Linked DNA regions of Homo sapiens: region 1 is linked to region 2. The links are chromatin contacts, found by Hi-C or POLR2A ChIA-PET in ENCODE. All regions are on one chromosome and are shown on one strand. The core of a region is the stretch at or near the end of the contact, and the rest is flanking DNA. Distances in the headings are between cores, read along the strand shown. Region 1 holds the start of WBP2NL (WBP2 N-terminal like). Region 2 holds the start of LINC01315 (long intergenic non-protein coding RNA 1315).

Evidence for each region. Hi-C counts contacts between places; a loop is a spot of excess contacts on that map. ChIA-PET counts read pairs that join two places held with the same protein, here RNA polymerase II (POLR2A). Pooled maps may share reads with other maps.
Region 1: a loop to region 2 is called in a map with no recorded cell type, with 12 times the contacts of the local background. The contact joins the promoter of WBP2NL here to the promoter of LINC01315 in region 2. A Hi-C loop is called at or near these places in 2 of 37 single-sample maps with no recorded cell type and 7 of 50 pooled maps. POLR2A ChIA-PET finds 5 or more read pairs at or near these places in 3 of 52 experiments (GM12878, activated B cell and activated CD4-positive, alpha-beta T cell).

Annotation. Positions count from the first base shown.
Region 1 is chr22:41,996,677-42,000,375 of GRCh38, reverse strand. WBP2NL (WBP2 N-terminal like) reads right to left here and starts at 1,588. Exons shown (of 6, transcript NM_152613.3): 1 at 1,496-1,588. The coding sequence starts at 1,557. It overlaps SEPTIN3 (septin 3), which reads right to left. Exons shown (of 12, transcript NM_001363845.2): 12 at 2,155-3,474. The coding sequence ends at 3,409. RefSeq lists enhancers at 1,007-1,521, 1,522-2,038 and a silencer at 1,636-1,695.
Region 2 is chr22:42,367,335-42,370,919 of GRCh38, reverse strand. LINC01315 (long intergenic non-protein coding RNA 1315) reads left to right here and starts at 1,712. Exons shown (of 2, transcript NR_120597.1): 1 at 1,712-1,862. LOC124905126 (a long non-coding RNA gene) reads right to left here and starts at 1,428. Exons shown (of 2, transcript XR_007068114.1): 1 at 1,216-1,428. RefSeq lists a silencer at 1,516-1,675 and enhancers at 1,383-1,677, 2,046-2,165, 2,458-3,392.

The sequences.
Region 1 (3,699 bases), core at 339-2,838, 370 kb after region 2:
AGTAAGTGCTCACGGGGACACCACTGTCAGAGTGGTGAGCAATCATCTACCACAAAATGGAACAAAGCAGCAGAGGTACGTAGGAAGCAGGTGAGAACATACAACCTCTAAGGCCCATATAAATCTGTCAAGAAAACTTTCTGGAGGAAGGAAAGATAGAAGAAAGACCTGGATATCAGCATTTGGTAACGTCTACTTCGATCTTCCTGACAACTACATTCAAACTGACCTGAGTGTGCTGGCCCCAAGCACATCATCCAGCTTGAGTTTCAATGCTGGTTGGGAGAAAAGGAAATTGAGGGCAAGTCAGAGCCCAGAAAGGAGCGCAATTTAGAACTGCACAGCGGGGGAGACTGAGTTTGAGTGTAGGAAACGGGAAAGGGGGCGTGTGGGGTAAAGAGGTGAGCGCAGTGGAGTCAGGCCTTAGTGAACAAGTGTGCTTGAAGGTGGAGATGGGCACCCCTCTGGCTGAGTCTGCTCCAGTAGAGAGCTCAGGGGCCAGCAGCAGGCACCGCAAGGAGCAAAGCAACTGGTGTAAGCCCCACAGCTTCCTGCGACCAACAGTGCTTTGTTGTGCCCAGGCATCTGTTCAGTCCCATCTTTTATTTTAAGACAGGATCTGGCTCTGTTACCCAGGCTGGAGTGCAGTGGTACAATCTGAGCTCACTGCAGCCCAAACTCCTGGGTTCAAGCAATCCTCTTACCATCGCCTCCCAAGCAGCTGGGATTATGGGTGCACACCACCATGGCCCACTAATTTTCTACTTTTTGTAGAGATGGGGTCTCACTATGTTGCCCAGTCTTGTCTCAAACTCCTGGGCCACCTCAGCTTCCCAAACTGTTGGGATAAGAGGCATGAGCCACTGCACCTGGCCTCAATTTTTTCAATTTTGTTTTTAAAAGCAGACATCTCCCTGGTTGGAGCAAGGAGGAAACATGGCTTTAGAAAGTTTCCAGGTCCAAGGAGAAGCCCCACAACAGTTTGAGATCTTTCCAGAATGATCCACACTCGACCTCCTCATCCCTCTTACCAAAGAGCGACACCTTGTTCGTGGAAGTAGGAGGAGATACACACCCAGTACCTGTCCTCATCCAACAAAGTCGCAGGCACCCAAGGGCAGCCACGCTGCCACCGAAGGCCCCCGGCTGCTCACAACCGCCGGTCAGCTCCGGCCTCTCTTCGAAGGACACACGCGTCTCGCACCCCCTCCCCGCCCCGCCCTGAGGAGACATGCGTCTGGGCCCCGCGCCTTGAAAAGGCGCATTCCCACCCCCACCCCTCAAACGCGCGAGGCCACGCGTTCCGGCCTCCGCCACCTCCACATGCCGGAACACCAGTGAGGGGCGCGCGCTCCCAAAGGTCGGGGGCGGAGCTAAGAGCGCCGCGCCCAAAAAAGGCGGCAAAGTCCCTGACTCGCTGAGAGTTTGCGAGCCGCCATGTCTATCTCATTCGTCTCCTCTCCTCCGACAGCACGCCGTGCTTCCCCTCAGGCACCTTTCACCGTTAGGGATGAGGGCTCCGCGGCGGTTCTCGGTGTGGCTCTGATTCACCGCCATCTTGCTTCGGGCCTCCTGCCGCCCCGTAGATGGAAAGGGGCGGGACCTGCGCCGAGCTGTGGGGCGCGGTTCTGAAGGGGAGGGCGGAGATTATGACGTAAGGAGGAGGAGGAGGAGGAGCGAGACCGGGTCACGTGGTGGGGCAGTGCCCGGGGAGCGGGGCGGAGTCAGGGTAGAGGCCCCCGCCGAGAAAGGGGAGAAAGAGGCGGGCCCTGAGAATTGGCTCGAGCGCGAAGGGGTGAGTGATAGGTGAGTGGCCTCCCGACCTCACCTGCCCCCTTAGCCCCCTGCCTTTAGGTATGGACTTGGGTTGGTCCTGTCAGGAATGATCTCAGCTCACTGCACCTCCAACCTCCCATGCTCAAGCCATCTTCCCACCTCAACCTCCCATCCATTACTCACTTTGGTTATGAAACACTAGAAAATAATGACTGAGGCCCGACCTGACGCCAACTGAAGATGAACTGACCTCACAAAGTGTTTTCATCTCTAATATCTGTGGCTATTTCTTACCAAGAGAGTCTCACCCTCCACACATGGGTGAGATGACATAATGGCTGATTTGGTCAAGGAGCACAAATAAGACAGGCCAGGCAGTTACTGTTCAAACAGCAATGTTTAGTTGTACAACACATAAAGTCTAGCAACAATTACAGGACCAGTTTGAGTGTCTGTTTGCTTGTTTTCAATTGGGAAATTTAACTGTAATGTCACCGTAAGATTGGCTGGGACTGGTAACATTTAAGAAACGGGTTGTTCTTGCATCCCCTAGGCGTGGGCCTCTTGCTCCATCAGGACTTGGTTGTAGATGAATGGCCCACAAGTCACCAGCCTTTGAGCAAGTTGTGTCCAGGTGGAGACAGGAAGAGGGTGGGCAAAGGGGAATTCTATAAAGACACAGTGTGTGGGGCAGTGGCAGTCAACATTCGCAAACATTCATGCATCTGATGGGGGGCTTTGCCCTCCCTTGGGTATTTTCCATTAGCCTACAGTGACCACCTGTGGTCAGGCTAATTCATTACTCACATTAATGGGGAAGGGGGTTGGGGGTAGGAGTAGGTAGGGTAGGTGGGAAGAGATCCCTCTTATTGCTGAGTGGACAGAAGGGTGCTAGTTTTTCCTTAGCGTGTACATATTGTGGGTTTCTGGGGGTTTGTGTGTGTGTTTAGTTTTTGTTTGTTTGTTTGGACAGAAGAAAGTCAACTCCAGCAATGTCTTCTTAGGAAAACCACTCTTCCTCAGTGGCTGCGTTATGAGGTGGGGAGGATGTACAACCGCACTCTGGGACAGCCACAAGTGGTGATTTTTTAAAAAGTGATCCTAGCCCTTGCTCCCCAACATCTGTAGTGACCCACCCTCATGAATATCTTTAAGTAATGAAGGAGACACCCTTGTCCCACTTTGGGGCTCACACAGCTGATCTCAATGAATCTAGTAAGCAGAAAAATTGCTTTCTTGACCCTTTAAGGAAGCCAAGAGTAGCTCATGCAGATGAATGGGTAGGGAGCAATGCCATTGCCCTTAGAGATGGTTACAAGTAGCTGGGATGGGCTTACAAGGGCAGAAGGAGCTCTTGATGAGTTCTTTCACCCTGCAGATGGGCTAGGACCGGCTGACGCAGATGATGCAGTAGGGCTGTACTGGCAGAACCCCACTCCACTGGGAGGAGAGGAGTGGTTTGGATAAATGGAGGATGCAACTGGCCTAAAGAGGCAGCTGGCCCCTCCCACCTACTGAGGGCTGAGAGGGGCTGTGGTGGTGAGCTGGACGAGCACAGCACTAAAAAGGGCTTGGCCCTGCAGCAATAACAGCTGAGAGGAATGGAGTGAGAAGCAGCGCTTGAAATGGCCTTCATTCAGCAGTGGGGCAGGGGGTGGCTGGCACAGGTGGAAGGACAGTGCCCAGGAGGCCTTCTCCCTGCAGGGGGGTTGAGAACGGTTGAGGGTGTGGAGACCAGCAGCTGGCAGCAGACATATAAAATACCTTCTCCAGGGAGGCTCAGATCATGGTTCAGGGGTGCCAGGCACCATTCCTACTCAGCCTTTCCAACGCCCACCTCCCATGCCCATAGATCTTCCCCTGCTGGTCCAAGGTCTCCATACAGGACTGCTTCTACAGTAGCCAAGGATCCCTGTTCTGTTG
Region 2 (3,585 bases), core at 463-2,962:
ATGGATTCCCAGGAAGGGAAAGAGCCCAGCAGGTTACCAGGAATTTAACATGGAAGCAGAGGCTGTGTCATTCATACTGCCAAGCACAGTGCTGGGTATAGCATGTTCAAGCATGTTCATTTAAATGACACTTTTTTTTTTTGAGACAGAGTTTCGCTCTTATCACCCAGGCTGGAGTGCCAGTGGCATGACCTCAGCTCACTACAACCTCTGCCTCCTGGGTTCAAGTGATTCTCCTGCCCCAGCCTCCCGAGTAGCTGGGATTACAGGTGCCCACCAGCATGCTCAGCTAATTTTTGTATTTTTTAGTAGAGATGGGGTTTCATGATGTTGGCCAGGCTGGTCTCGAACTCCTGACCTCAGGTGATCCACCCACCTCGGCTTCCCAAAGTGCTGGGATTACAGGCGTGAGCCACTGTGCCCGGCCGAAGTAAGTTTTTTTGTTTTTGTTTTTGTTTTGTTTTGAGATGGAGTCTCACTCTGTCACCCAGGCTGGAATGCAGTGGTGCCATCTCGGCTTACTGCAAGCTCCGCCTCCCGGGTTCACGCCATTCTCTTGCCTCAGCTTCCCGAGTAGCTAGCTGGGACTACAGGTGCCCACCACCACGCCAGGCTAATTTTTTGTATTTTTAGTAGAGACGGGTTTTTTTTTTTTTCTGTCACCCAGGCTGGAGTGCAAGTGGTACAATCATAACACTGCAGCTTCCAACTCCTGGGCTCAAGTGATCCTCCCACCTCAGCCTCCCAAGTAGCTGGGAGTACAGGTGCACACCACCATGCCCAGAAAACTTCTTAATTTTTTTTTTGTAGAGACGGGGTTTCGCCATGTTGCCCAGGCTGGTTTCGAACTCCTGGGCGCAAGCGCTTCTCCCACCCTGGCCTCCCAAAGTGCTAGAATTATAGGCGTGAGCCACAGGACCTGGCAGTAATAACCCATCTTCTAACCTATCTTGTGCTCTAACACAACACTCTTGATAGACGGGAAACTGAGCTCTGACACTGCACAGGGCATCACTGTGTAGAGGATCCGAGATCCAGTAATGTAAGCATGTCCCAGCATCAGCTCAGCCATTCATCCCCACGTGACCGAATTTCGCTGCACCTCGGTTTCCTCATCCTCGGGAGAGAATAGTAATATCTCCTAGGGATGTTGCCAACATTAAAGATAGCTCTAAACACCTGTATGCATATTTTCCACGAATTCATTCAACTAACCGTTTTGAGCACGTACTGTGTGCTAGGCCCTGGGGAGACAGTGGTGAGCAGCACGAACCCCATGTCCCTATCTCCAGGTGCTGTTTGGTAGAGAAGGACAAGGAAATGCAGGTAGCGTTATGATAGGGACCACGGAAGCAGAGAGGAAAAGGCCGCAGAGTTCAGGAAGGTCCGAAAGAGCAGCGGCCACCGCCGGAGCGAAAAGGCAAAGAATGAAATCCACAAACCCCCACCCCTACGGCCTTAGTCCCTTCTTTGTCTCAGCCAATCAGACGTCAGCAGTGCTGGCCGACCGACCAATCAAGAGCTGGAACAGGAGCCCTAGTCTCAGGCCCGGTTTCCGCGGGGAGGGCGGCCGGAACCAGCGCGCCCCGCCCCTGCCCCGACCACGCCCCGCCCGCCCCGGTCCGGCCCCTCCCCAGACCACGCCCCGCTGCAGCCAGCTTCGCCCGCCCAGAGCCCCGTGGCCAGCGGCCGGCCGCGGGGCCTTTTTGTCCTGAGGGCCAGAGAAAGGGAGAAGGGGGTGGGGGGACAGCCACGTGGCCGCAGGAGGATTTACAACATTTTCTTTCGCCATCGATGTTATCGCAAAATGTGTGAGAGAAGCGGCTGCGCAGCCCGGACGGGAGCGTGAGGGTGCGGGCCAGGTAAGCAGCCCCGGCGGTTTCGCCGCATACGGGACTGCGGGGCGACCGCGGGCACCAGCCACGCGCAGCGGCTCCGCGGGGTCTCGGCCGGGTCCGCGCTCTGAAGGATCTCGAGAGCCATGGATGGTGCAGGCGGGACCCTCGAGCTGCAGCATCTCCGGTGACCCGGGGTTGCCGAGGAGGTGGAGACCAGCACAGGTGGTCCGGCCCGGGCGCCTCCGAATCCGGGGGTGGTCAAGACGGATCCCCAAGGCTGAGGTCGGCAGTCCCGGGGACTCGCAGCTGTTGAGCCTGTGGAGACGCGGCCCCGTGACCGAGGCACCCTTCAGCAACCCGGGGGCAGGTGAGACCGTGTAGACTTGCGCTTGCGGTTGAACCGCGAGCAGGTGTAGACGCGGGCGGGTTCTGGACGCGGAAAGTTTGCCAGAGCGCGCTGAGCGGGCTGGCGGGGAGGAAGGGTCTGGGCGTAGGCGGAGCCGCGCCTCCGAGGGGCCAGGCGCACATCTGGGGCGGGGACGGGACCCACCTGTCGGGTCTCAGCCGCATCCCAGGGCGGAAGCTCCTTGGGCGAACTCCAAACTCCAGCCTCAGCGGCTGGAATTCGGGTGCCCCCCTTCCTCGGGAGCTGGAGAAACTGCAGCTGAGGCGGGAGAGGGATTTGGGGCGACAGAGCGAGACCAAAGGGGGCTCATTTTGAGACTTTTAGACGGGATCATCAAGCGCTCACTCTGTCCCTGGCTCCGGGGAAGCCTGGGGAGTCTCCACCTCACTTGTGAGGAAGCTGAGGGACGAAGAGGCCAATTTGGCACCCGTCCCACGCTCGTAATCAGACCCAGGGACTCAAACCCCATTTGTCCTGGCTCCTCTTCTTCCACCTCCGCCTCAGTGAGGAGAAAGGGTGCTAGCCATGGGGGTAGTGCAGGTGAGACCTGGGGCTGGGATGCAGGGAAGCCCTGGATTGAGACCTTCGGATCTGCTGGGGGTGGATCCCACTCCCTCTCTGTAGCTCCAGGTGGCCCCGCAGCACTGGGTGAGAGAATGAACGCAGGAGGGAAGCTGGTGGCAGAGTACTGGGCAGGGGGTGCTAGTGCCCACCTGCTTTGTGTCCGGGGTGCTGTGCCTGGAGCGCTTCGGGTGGGGCAGCGTATTTATGCGACACTCTCTCCTCTAGGGTAAGAAAGACACCCTACCACAGTCTCTGCCACAGGGGAAGGGCAGAAGGGTTTCCCTTGGCTGGAGGAGATACCCGCATTTCTAGGGAGGTTCTTAGGGAGGCACAGCCTCATCTCCCATCACCTTCTGTCCCTTTGCCCCCGTTCCTACTCCCACATCCTCCTGTCCTGGGATTTCCCCTACTACAAAGCCTTTTGCACATGTTGTTTATTCTTTTGATCAGCAAATAGTTACAAATAGGCAGTGTAGACCACCACAGGTGGTCCGGCACACCTACTAAGTGCCGGGCATGCGCAATTCAGCAGTGACTAAGACAGGCCCGGCCTCTGCCCTCATAGGGCTTCCAGACCAGGGCAGGGATATAGATGAACAACAGACAGTCAAGAAGGGGACCAGGGTATGGGGAGGGGAGGCGACCTTAGGAGGATATCAGAGAGGGACTCTGCAAGGATGACAGTGAGTCAGAGCAATTAACACTCCTCATCCTTTGGGCCCCAGCACAAATGTCACCTCCTCCAGGAAGCCTGCCCTGACCTCCCTGACTTGATGA